Linked DNA regions of Homo sapiens: region 2 is linked to region 1. The links are chromatin contacts, found by Hi-C in ENCODE. All regions are on one chromosome and are shown on one strand. The core of a region is the stretch at or near the end of the contact, and the rest is flanking DNA. Distances in the headings are between cores, read along the strand shown. Region 1 holds the start of LINC02243 (long intergenic non-protein coding RNA 2243). Region 2 holds the start of ETDC (embryonic testis differentiation homolog C).

What was found. A loop is a pair of places that touch in the nucleus more often than their neighbours do. Pooled maps may share reads with other maps.
Region 2: a map of dorsolateral prefrontal cortex shows a loop between it and region 1 (4-fold over the local background). The contact joins the promoter of ETDC here to the promoter of LINC02243 in region 1. A Hi-C loop is called at or near these places in 1 of 168 maps with a recorded cell type or tissue (dorsolateral prefrontal cortex) and 2 of 50 pooled maps.

Annotation. Positions count from the first base shown.
Region 1 is chrX:134,944,653-134,951,058 of GRCh38, reverse strand. It overlaps LINC02243 (long intergenic non-protein coding RNA 2243), which reads right to left and starts at 1,510. Exons shown (of 3, transcript NR_134925.1): 1 at 1,404-1,510; 2 at 524-859.
Region 2 is chrX:135,305,705-135,312,104 of GRCh38, reverse strand. ETDC (embryonic testis differentiation homolog C) reads right to left here and starts at 2,625. Exons shown (of 1, transcript NM_001358449.1): 1 at 2,446-2,625. The coding sequence starts at 2,625. The coding sequence ends at 2,446. All of the region lies in intron 1 of ZNF75D (zinc finger protein 75D), which reads left to right.

The DNA of each region.
Region 1 (6,406 bases), core at 261-2,760:
TGTACTAAAAATACAAAAAATTAGCCGGGCATGGTGGTGGGCACCTGTAGTTCCACCTACTCGGGAGGCTGAGGCAGGAGAATGGCGTGAACCCGGGAGGTGGAGCTTGCAGTGAACCGAGATTGCGCCACTGCAATCCAGCTTGGGCGACAGAGTGAGACTCCATCTCAAGAAAAAAAAAAAAAAAAGAACTCCTGCAGCTAGTTGGGTGTCTGCCCAAATGGCCACCCAGTTTTGTGCTTGAAACCCAAGGCCCTGGTGGGGTGGGCACCGGAGGGATTCTCCTGGTGTGTGGGTTGTGAAGACTATGGGACAAGCGCAGTATCTGTGCTGGAGTTCCTCAGGCTCAGTTTCTCATGGCTTCCCTTGGGTAGGGGTGAAAATTCCCCCACCCCTTACACTTCCCCGGGTGAGGCAATGCCCCACCCTGTTTCGGCTCGCCCTCCGTGGGCTGCACCCACTGTCCAACCAGTCCCAATGAGATGAACCAGGTACCTCAGTTGGAAATGCAGAAATCACCCACCTTCTATGTCGATCTCGCTGGGAGCTACAGGCCGGAGCTGTTCCTGTTCGGCCATCTTGCCAGCAATCGAGATTTATTTTTATAATGAATTGGTTCACATAATTATGGGGTCTGGCAAGTTGAAAGATCTGCAGGGTGAATAGACAACCTGGAGGCCCAGGAGAGCTGATAATTTAGTTCCAGTCCAAAGGCCCGCAGGCTCGAGACCCAGGGAGAGCCAATGTTTCAGGCCAAAGGCAGAAAAAAAGTCAATGTCCCAGATTGAAGATCATCACGCAGGAAGAATTCTCTCTTACTCAGGGAAGGGTCAGCTTTTTTGTTCTTTCAGGCTTTCAACTGTTGGATGAGGCCCACTCATATTAGGAAGGGCAATCTGCTTTACTCAGCCTACTGATTTAGATATTATTCTCATGCAGGGACACCCTACAGGCTGGGTGCAGTGGTTCACACCTGTAATCCCAGGGCTATGTGAGGCTGAGGCAGGAGGATCACTTGAGCCCAGGAATTCGAGACCAGCCTGAGCAACAGAGCAAGACCCTGTCTCTACAAAAAAAAAATTAAAATAAATTAGCCAGAGGTGTTGGCATGCACCTGTCGTTCTAGATACTTGGGAGGCTGGAATGGGAGGATTGCTTGCGCCTGGGAGGCTGAGGCTGCAGTAAGCTATAGTCATGCTACAGCACTCCAGTCTAGGCAACAGAGCAAGAGCAAGACCCTATCTCTATATTAAAACACACACACACACACACACACACACACACACACCTACCTACCTTTACAGACACACCTAGAATAATGCTTGACCAAACCCTCTTGACTCCATGGCCCAGTCAGTTGACACATAAAACTATCACCTAAAAATGATTTGAACATCACTGACCTAGTGATGAGAAATGTGAAGCCAGAGAGAGGAAGGTCTTTGATCTTCAAATCTTCCTTATTGAATTTATTTTGCTGATTGAGTTTAGATGCCAGCCTTCATTCCCTTGTGGAGGCTGCAGAAGAGAATCCGTTTCCTGGCTTTGTCTAGCTTCTAGAGGTCACCACATGACTCATGACTGACCCACTTTCTCTATCTTCAAAGGCATAGGTTGAGCGTTTCTCATATCAAATCACTCTGACACAAATTTCCCTGCCTCCTTTGTTTATTTATAAGGATCCTTATGATTATATTGGGCCTACCTGGATAATCCAGGATAATCGCTCCATCTCAAAGTCAGCTGATCAGCAACCTTAATTCCACCTACAAACTTAATTCTTCAGTTAACAAAAAAACAAACTCTAAAATATTTTAAAGAGACTTATTCTAAGCCAACATGAGTGATTGGGGCCCAGGAAGAAACACAAATCCAAGAAGCCTTGAGTAAGTGGTCATGAGGCAGTTAGGTCACAACTCTGTTTCATATATTTCAGGGAAGTAGAAGTTACAGGCAAAGTCATAAATCAGTACATAGAGTTTATACATTGGTTTGGCCAAAAAAAGCTGGATATTTTGAAGTGGGGGTTTACAGGTCATAGGTGGCCTCCGAGATTCTTTAACTTGCAGTTGGTTAAAGGAGTAAAGCTCTGTCTAAAACTTGGGAGTCAACAGAAAGGAATGTTTTAAGATAAGGATGCTATGTCACAAGATCAATGACTGGCAACTGCAATTTAACCTTTGACTTGCATAGCCTTAGGTCTTGTTTATAATTGGGTATCTTAGTCATAAAGAGTCTGTTTTGTCAGTGTTATGATCTCTATTTTAACCTTAATGCTGGTCAGTTGTGCCTAAGCTCCAAAGGGGTGGGGGTATAATGAGGCACGTTCAATCTCACTTCTTGTCATGGCCAGGAATTCAGTCTTTAAGGTTTTTGTGAGAGGTCTCCTTGGCCAAGAAGGAGTCCCTTCAGTCGGTGGAGGGACTTTGGATTCTTTTAGCTTACACCTCCTTGCCATGTAACATATTCACAGATGCTGGGAGTTACAAAATGGGTATCTTTGGGGCTCCATTATTCTGCTTGCCACAATATTCATGCCAGGGACATCTGAAAGAGCCTCTCCCTTCACACTACTGACCTGTTTCCAGAGTGACATTGGCTCCCTGGCTCAGGGCCATTTTCTGGCATCTGGGCCCTTCTACAATAGAGCCTTCTGGTAACAGAGCCTTCCCTACTTAGCCAGTGTTGTCTTCTCAGAATTTCTTCTTTTATTGGTTTTCTTGCCTAGAAAGTGGTCCTTGCAGCCAGGTGTGGTGGCTCACACCTATAATCCCAGCACTTTGGGAGGCTGAGTCGGGTCGATCACGTGAGGTCGGGAGTTCGAGACCAGCCTGGGCAACATGGCAAAACCCCATCTTTACTAAAATTACAAAAACTTAGCTGGGCATGGTGGCGGACACCTGTAATCCCAGCTACTTGGGAGGCTGAGGCAGGAGAATTGTTTGAACCCAGGAGACGGAGGTTGCAGTGAGCTGAGATAGTGCCATTGCACTCCAGCCTGGGCAACAGAGTAAGACTCTGTCAAAAAAAAAAAGAAAAAAAAAAAGAAAGGACGGAAGGAAGAAAGCAAGAAAGAAAGAGAAAGTGGTCCTTGCTTTTTGGGCTCAGATTATAGAACCAACCAACCCACCTGAGGTCAGCTTCTCATTATTGAATGGCACATTGAACTTCTAAATAGCTTTTATACACTTCAGGGCCTTTGCAATTACTATTCCCTCTGCTTGGAATGCTCTTCCCCCAAACTTTCTTTTTTTTCTTTTTTCTTTTTTTTTTTATTTGAGACACAGTCTCATTTTGTAGCCCAGGCTGGAGTGCAGTGGCACGATCTTGGCTCACTGCAAGCTTCGCCTCCCGGGTTCATGCCATTCTCCTGCCTCAGCCTCCCGAGTAGCTGGGACTACAGGTGCCCGCCACGATGCCCGGCTAATTTTTTGTATTTTTAGTAGAGACAGGGTTTCACCATGTTAGCCAGGATGATCTCGATCTCCTGACCTCGTGATCTGCCCGCCTCGGCCTCCCAAAGTGCTGGGACTACAGGCGTGAGCCACCGCGCCGGCCTCTTTTCTTTTTTTTAAATTTTTATTTTTTAGAGACAGGGTCTGATATGGTTAGGTTTTGTGTCTCCACCCAAATCTCATCTTGAATTGTAATCCTCATAATCCCCACATGCCAAAGGAGAGACCAGGTGGAGGTAATTGGATCATGGGAGTGGTTTCCCCCATGCTGTTCTTGTGATAGTGAGTGAGTCTCACGAGATCTGATGGTTTTATAAGGGGCTCTTCCCCCTTCACTCAGCACTTCTCCTTCCTGCTGCCTTGTGAAGAAGGTGCCTTGCTTCCCCTCTGCCTTCCACCATGATTTTAAGTTTCCTGAGGCCTCCCCAGCCATGCTGAACTGTGAGTCAAACCTCTTTTCTTTATAAATTATCTAGTCTTGGGTATAGCAGTGTGAAAACTGACTAATACAGGGTCTCACTCTGTCCCCAGGCTGGAACGCAGTGGCCAGATCATGGCCCATTGCAGCCACAACCTTCTAGGCTCAAGCAATCCTCCTGCCTCAGCCTCCCAAATAGCTGGGATTACAGGCATGTGCCATCACACCCGGCTAATTTTTTATTTTTGTAGAGACAGGGTCTCACTATGTTGCCCAGGCTGGTCTCAAACTCCAGAGCTCAAGTAATCCTCCCACCTCAGCCTCCTGAGAAGCTAGGATTACAGGCGTGAACCACCACAGGCTCCCCAGGTTTTCTTGCGGCTTCCTCACTTCCTTCAGTCTTTTCTCCACTGCTTCACAGAACACCATATCATAAATGGCATGTCTCTACTTTCACTCGCATCCATGTGAAGAGACCACCAAACAGGCTTTGTGTGAGCAATAAAGCTGTTTATTTCACCTGGGTGCAGAAGGGCTGAGTCCGAAAAGAGAGTCAGCGAAGGGAGATAGGGGTAGGACTGTTTTATAGGATTTGGGTAGGTAAAGGAAAATTACAGTCAAAGGGGGTTGTTCTCTGGCGAGCAGGGGCGGGGAACACAAGGTGCTCAGTGGGGGAGCTTTTGAGCCAGGATGAGCCAGGAGAAGGAATTTCACAAGGTAATGTCATCAGTTAAGGCAGGAACAGGCCATTTTCACTTCTTTTGTGATTCTTCAGTTACTTCAGGCCATCTGGATGTATACGTGCAGGTCACAGGGGATATGATGGCTTAGCCTGGACTCTGAGGCCTGACATCTACCCTACTTGATCTCTGCGTTCTTCTTCTGCTTTATCTTTCTTAGTATTTACTATGACCTCACAAAGGTAATATATGAAATTGCTGTTTATTTTTCTTCCTTCCGCCCCTAGAATGTGAGCTCCATAAGGGTAAAACTTTGTGTTATTCACTGCTGCATCCCCAGCATCTAGGACTAAGCCTGCCACCTGCTAGGTGCACAATAAATATTTGTTTGTGTCGACAAAAAGAGTCAACCTCTTTAAAATATTTGAAGAGATTTATTCTGAGCCAAATATGAGTGACCATGGCCTGTGACACAGCCCCCAGGAGATCCTGAGAACATTTGCCCAAGGTGCTCAGGGTGCAGCTTGGTTGTATACATTTTAGGGAGGCCCGAGACTTAAATCAAATACATTTAAGATGTGCATTGGTTTGGTCCAGAAAGGTGGGACAACTCAAAGCAGGGAGGAGGGCTTTCAGGTTATAGGTAGATTTAAAACTTTCTGGTTGACAATTGGTTGAGTTTATCTGAAGACCTGGTATCAACAGAAAGGAAATGTCTGAGATGTGATAAGAGGTTGTGGAGACCAAAGTTTTATCATGCAGATGAAGCCTCCAGGTAGCAGGCTTCAGAGAGAATAGATTGTAAATGCTTCTTTTTTTTTTTTACTGAGACAGAGTCTCACTCTGTCACCCAGGCTGGAGTGCAGTGACAGATCTCCGCTCACTGCAACCTCTGCCTCCCAGGCTCAGACGATTCTCCTGCTTCAGTCTCCTGAGCAGCTGGGACTACAGGCATGCACCACCACGCCCAGCTAATTTTTTGTGTTTTTAGTAGAGATGGGGTTTCACCATGTTGGCCAGGCTGGTCTCGAACTCCTGACTGTCTCACGCATCCGTGTGAACAGACAACCAAACAGGCTTTGTTTGAGCAACATGGCTGTTTATTTCACCTGGGTGCAGGCGGGCTGAGTCCGAAAAGAGAGTCAGCAAAGTGTGGTGGGATTATCATTGGTTCTTATAGGTGTTGGGATAGGCGGTGGAGTTAAGAGCAATGTTTTGGGGGCACGGGGCGGATCTCACAAAGTACATTCTCAAGGGTGGGGGAGATTATAAAGAACCTTCCTAAGGGTGGGGGAGATTACAAAGTACTTTGATCAGTTAGGCTGGGGCAGAAATAAATCACAATGGTGGAATGTCATCAGTTAAGGCTATTTTCACTTTTTTTGTGGATCTTCAGTTGATTCAGGCCATCTGGATGTATACGTGCAGGTCACTGGGGATATGATGGCTTAGCTTGGGCTCAGAGACCTAACACTGACATCAGGTGATCCGCCCACCTCAGCCTCCCAAAGTGCTGGGATTACAGGCATGAGCCACCGTGCCTGGCCATAAATGCTTCTTACCAGACTGCATTGATGTTAATACCAGAGAAGTATAAGAAGGCATGTCTGGCCCCCACTTCCCGTCAAGGCCTGAGCCAGTCTCTCAGGTTATATTTTGAGAGTGCCCTGGCCGAGGAAGAAGTCCATTCAGATGATTGGGGGCGGTGGGGGGGGGGGGGGTTAGAATTTTATTTTTGGTTTACATTTGAATCAATTCCCATCTCTTTATCCCCATTGCCACAAATTTAGTTTAAGCACTGATCATCATCTCTGGTTTGGATAATTGGAACAGTCTTCTAACAGGTCTCTAGA
Region 2 (6,400 bases), core at 1,376-3,875, 360 kb before region 1:
TAGATGGAAGGGATAAGTTCTAATGTTTGATAACAAAGTAAGGCGACTATAGTTAACATCAAATGTACTATGGATTCCAAAATAGCTGGGAGAGAGAACTTGGTATGTTCCCAACAGATAGAAATGATAAATACTTGAAGAGATGGACACCCCAAATACCCTTACTTGATCATTACATAGTCCATGCTTGTAACAAAATAACACATGTATCCCATAAACAGGTACAAAATTATCAATAAAAAATCAAGCCATGTCCTGAATGGACCTAGGGGACATTTTGCTAAGTGAAATGAGCCAGGCACAGAAAAGGCAAATACTTCATGATCTCCCTTCTATGTGGAGTCTAAAAAGTTGAACCCATAGAAGCAGAGAAGATAATGGTGGCTGCCAGGGCCTGGAACAGTGAGGGGAGATGTTGGTCAAAGAATACAAAATTTCAGTTAGAAAGGAGAAACAAGTTCAACAGATCTGTTGTTAAACATGTTAACTACAGCTAGTAACTAACTGTATTGTATTCTTGAAAACTGATAAAAGAGTAGATTTTAAGTGTTCTCACCATACACAAAAAAATGATAAGCATATAATGTAATGATAAGCATATAATTAGCTTAATTTAGCCATTTCACAATGTATACACATTTCAAAGCATGATGTTGGACATGACACAATTTTTATTTATCAATGAAAAATGAATTAATTTAAAAGATCAGGCCATTTCCCACTGTGGGTTAGAGTCTACACCCAGCTCTCCTTCCTGACTGCCTTACAGCTGTCAGCTGCTGATTGCACCCTCAGAGTCTCAGCCTTCTTCACCATGCTTTGCTGGCTCACTTCTCAGTTCATTCACTCTTCTCAGCGATTTTGTCTACTGCCATGTGTTACAAGGCCTGAAATTCCATGTGCTGCCTTGGCATAATTGAGCCTCACAGGGCATCAAAGGCCTAGCCACGATTTTCCCTGCTCTCATCAGATATGCTCCCTACCAAGTGGGAAAAGCTCACCCAGCTACATCCCCTATCAGCCAGATCAGCTGCATATCCCCTGGTATTCAACCAAAAAGACTGATTCTCTACCAGCTGGTACAGCCACTGTTTGATCCTGAACTGCAGCAAAATAGTAACCAACAGAGGAGTATCCAGGCAGCTTTCCCACCAAGAGTGCACCCAAGAGGCCCCTCTACCTGGATGTCCTCTAAACCCTCCCCTTCCAACCTACAGTCAGTTGCATCCTCTGAGGAGAGGCTTGTGGTTCTATTTTGGCAATGCTGAATCAGAGCAGGGAAAGCAAAGTTGACAGGGACAGGGAGGAGAGTTAAATGGACATAGAGGAGTTAAATTTTCTATCTAATACAGATCCAGAAGAGACCTGGCTAAGGGTAGAGAGAATAACAGCCCCTTAGATGTAGGTGGGGGAGGGGACACAGGAAGGGGACTTGGGAAATGCTGGACAGGTTGTGAGAGCACAGGGAATTGGGAAGGAGAGGTGGAGGGGACAGAAGGACTGCTTGCAGGCTTATTTTGCAGCTTACGTTAAAGGACAAGAGAAATGCTTGGAATTTGTTATGGTTTTAATGGTTCCTTTTATGTTAATTTCATCTTATTCCTAACTTAAGCTTGCCCATATCCACCATGGCTCTGACCTCTTTGCTCTCCCTGTCCCCTCTTCAGCTTTAGCTCTCACTTCTCAGTCACCAATTGTGCACATAGTTCCCATTTCAGGTTTCTTGGAGTATCTGACTTGCTCAGGATATTTCTTAGGGACAGAGGTTTTTCAATGGGAACCATCTCATATGTCTTGTTGGACTATTGGGTGGCTTCACTTCAGGAAAATTAATTATCTTTGATTGGCTGTGGCCTGAAGGTTTGTTTGACATGACACAAAAAAGCCATCAGGGCATTCCACTTTCCTGGGGACACTGAATAGAGCAGTTGCCCCTGGAAGGCTCTGTGGACATGACATCTGCAATGATGAAACATGTCCCAAACCCCCGGCCCAGCTGTTGGTCTGCTCTTAAACGATGTCTTTTCATTAGGACAGGCATTAGGTTTTAGAGAGAAACACCAGGGTGGTCTCTTCAAAATGGCTAGGGATTAGAGTCTTTGGTCCTTGAATGCCAAGTACTACATCACTTCGACTTCGCAGTGTTTTTCAGATTGATGGGGGAGATCTGGTGTGCAGCATGATCTCACTCTCTGCTCTGTGTCTGAGCACCCCTGCACTGTGCGTTAGGATGAACAAAAGCCCCTTCCAGTGTAACCCAAGTAAGCCCTGTCAGCAAACACACATCCAACCCAAAGGAGTGAAATGACAGACTCTGTTTTAATGGCTCAAACATGGGAGGAGTTTATTGTTCTAATTATAATTAATGTCTCAAAATTCTGGGCAGGCCTCAGCACATAAGCCACATGACTTTTTGTCCAAGGCCATGTTCACCCTGGAGTTGCTTTATGGCAGCATCCATAGCCACTTTGACAGGTCAGTGTCACTTCTGTTCCTGCCCAGTTGTCTGTTGATTAAAAAGACCTGCACATTTTTGGTGGGCTTCTTGCATTTGAAGGATTTGCCTGACTTCTTGATGTTCAGTGCAGGCTCACTGGGACTGGCTTTAGGGAGTTCTTTATCCATGAAGCAGCAGCCCCAAACAACCTCAGTAAAACAGCACAACCAAGGAAGCCTGAAAAAGATGATGAATTCCATGTAATCAAGTGGATCTGGGGACCTCTTCCCCACTGCCACACACCCACACACACTTTGGGCCATCATCTGATTTGAAATGCCAACCATATCATTTATTCAATCTGTCTCACACATGGGGCTGTGTAGGAGCCTGATGGGACCCGGGACATTAAGGACACACTGTTGTATCAATCTGATCATCACCTGACACACACAGACCTGTTAGATTGTACTCAAAGTGCTAGCTTATAGCTCAAGTGTCGACGTAATTCTTACATTCGCATTAATTTTAACTCAATTCTATGTTGCTGTTTTGCAGAGCTGCCTTCTTTTCACCTCTGAGTTTTCCCTGTACTTGGGATAGGGGCTTTCTTCTACTGCATTTTGTGCAGCAAGTTGAGAGAGTAGGTCTCTTTGGTAAATCTATCCATAACAAAATTCATTATTTTACATCTGTATTTCTTCATTCTACAACCTACAGGCTGCTATAATTTGTTTCCTCATTCCAAATCTCTTTATGTTACTTTAGCTTCAAATAGGATTTGCCTTCTTTGAAAATCACTGGTGACGCAGGTATGGATCTTACTCCAAACCCTTGTGTAAGAAATAAACTGGACATTCTCAGGTGCTACCTAGTTTCTGTTTCTAAGGCCCATCCTTCTGAGTTTCCATCCTGGGAACATAATCTCAGTTATTTAAAGATTGTACTCGCCTCTGATAACTGACCCAGTCTCACCCCAAAAAGTGCTGAGTGGTATTATACTTGAATCTGGCATAATGCCAAGGCTAGGGGTGGATGCCAACTGTGTTCTCTATTTTGACCTCAAGAGAGATTAAAGGACTTGCCCAAGTGATAGAAAGGTGAGATTGGAACTGAAAAAAGCCTGTATCTGAAGCCTGTGTTTTTACCCACTGCTCTATAGTTTCTCTGTATCAGTTTGAACAAATGACTCTCCCATACCTTCCCCCCCATTACCAAACAGGGTTGAGGTTTATCAGGTAGATTAGTTAGGTTATGGCACAAAAGGATGCTCTATGATCTTGGTATATCAGAATATTTTACCTGTCAGACCACTCAGGTTTCTTTTGAAGAAAGACCTGGACCAGAGAGTAAACAGTGAGAGGAAACATGACTTCTTTCCTTAGCACACTCTCTCTTTTTCCCTGAGTCCCAGGGCCTGATTGGTTCAGAACCAAGTGAAGTCACGGTTACTATGATTACTCACGACTGCTCTCAGAACGTAATGCCAACAGTCTGCAAGATTCAAATACTGACAACCATCACCTGGCTTCCTTCTGGTTCAGAGCAGAATAGGGTAAGTGGAAGTTGCTGGGAGAGGAAGTAGGTATATCTTGTGGCTGGGTGCCATCTACATGTCTCCTTCCTGGATGGGACATTCAGCTATCCTGGCCTCAGAGCTTGTCCCTGGCTTGTGCAAAATCCCTTCATTAAAATTTATCCTTTGTGTAGATTACAGCACCCACTGCATCTTGCCAGGTTCCCTGGGTAGTGATCAGCGACTTTGTCTGCCATGTTCCAATCAGGGAATTAGTGTTAGGTTGAATTTCCCATTTGCTTGTCAATCTCTGCATCCAGTTTTGGTCATGACTCTGCAATTACTCCCTCTATAATACACAGTTCATGTAAATGGAGTGTTTAGTTGCAGAAATTTAACACTGCAGTTAAACACTGCTGTGTCTCACACAACTGTGTGACCCCCTCCCAAAGCTCAGAGCAGTGGAACTCCACACTTTTATTCTGTGGACCTGGGATGCAGGTGGGCTTTTAATGCCTTGGAAAATCTTATGCTAAAACTAGACTAGTTTGTTGAGACATATGCATATGTCTCAAGCCATATTCCCTTTCAAGTATCTGATCTAGAATAACTACATTGTTACCATTAAAGTGTGACGCAGGTGGGTAGTGTCTATATGCAGGACATGGATTTTCCAGGCTGTCAGAGGGATAACGGTGAGGACAGGGCTTTGTGATTTTTATAGTGGGGTTCTCATGAGGAACTAAAATGACTGTTATGAGGAGATGTGGCTTGCCTGCACACTGGCTGCCCACTCAATCTTATGTAAGAACTGAGGAAATTGAGGTTCCTGTAAAGCGACCCAGGTCACACACTCCCTTTCTTGAGTGGCAGGGAAGGAAGGCTCAGTCCTTCAGGTTTTTTCCTAGCCCCCACAGAACCATGTAAAGACCCTGAGGCTGTGTTCAGTGTTCTAAACAATTTGCAGTGGGAAGAGAACTTATTGGTATTCAGTATTTTATTAACAAAGAAAGTGGAAAACTCTTTCTCTTAAGGAACTGACATCCTAGAAAACCATGGCAATCACCTAGGAAATAGGCCAGGAGAGGTTGATTGATAGATGTTAAATGCATAAAAGCTTTTCATACTAGGCCAGGCACAGTGGCTCACACCTATAATCCCAGCTGGATTATAGCCTCTGGAAGGCTGAGGTGGGTGGATCGCTTGAGCCCAGGAGTTCAAGACCAGTCTGGGTAACATACGGAGACCCCATCTCTAAAATAAAAATAAATGAATACATAAATTAAAAATCTGCATAGTCTTCCTTAAATAGGGAATATCATAGAAATAAAATGTCCTATTTACATTGGTTGCAAATGTTATGAAACACCTAGAAAGATGAGGACAAACACAAGGAAAACACACATGCAACTTTTTATGAGCTTCCAGTTTGAATATTCACATAACATTTTAAAATACTACATTTTTTGAAAAGGAAGATCAATTTTTGCAATGGCATCAATTCTCCTCTAAATAAATCAGTAAATCCAGTGCAATCCCAATCATAATTTATAGCACAATTTTGAGTGTATGTGTAACTGGAAGAACAGATGCAATTATACTGGAAAAAATGCGAAGGATTATGTAAGAGGGGGAGCTTGTCATTCTGGACTCAAAACTTAGTCTGTAGTATTAGCAAATGAAACAGGAATTGATAGACATGTTCATGGGCCAACAAAGATATTCTAGAAATACATTTATGCATATGTGGGACTCAAAGAAATGATATAGCTGACATTTAAAATCACAAATTGTCACAAAGCTTTTTATAATCCCGTGTGTGTGTGTGTGTGTGTGTGTGTGTGTGTGTGTGTGTGTGTGTGTATGTATCTCTGTTGTCCTGTCTTCCTGAAGCCATCTGTGGATCTGTGGAGTCAAGCAGTCATGGCTCAGGGACACTCTGAAGTCAGTCCCAGCGCATCTGCACAGAGCACCAGGAGGAAGGCAAACAAATACTTAAGACCCAGTCTGGCCTCTAAATCCATGCTGAGCATTCTGCTCAGCAGACAGCTTGGGAATCACAGAAATGATGCGAATCTGACAGAGTTGCTGTGGACACAGACGCAAACCATACCAGGGTGGAATTGGCCTTTGTTAAAACACTATGCCATTGACCCATCTCTATACCACAGGGAGCGTAGAAAATCCAGGAAAATGGTGTGGATCAATAAATCCTTCCCATAATGCAACTGTTACAAATAGAAGCTGTTTTCTCACTGCTTTTGGTTGGATGTGCCTTTTGTTCACATGGTTTCTTAACTTCTCACCTGTCTCTGCTACCCGAGACCACAACAGATGAACTCTAGCTACTCCCCTTTGAGAGAGTGTTTACTAACATTGCAGAGTCTGGGGGTGTTGGATTCAAGAGAGGCCCTGTTTAGAGAAGGTGGAAGGACGGCTGAGTGGGC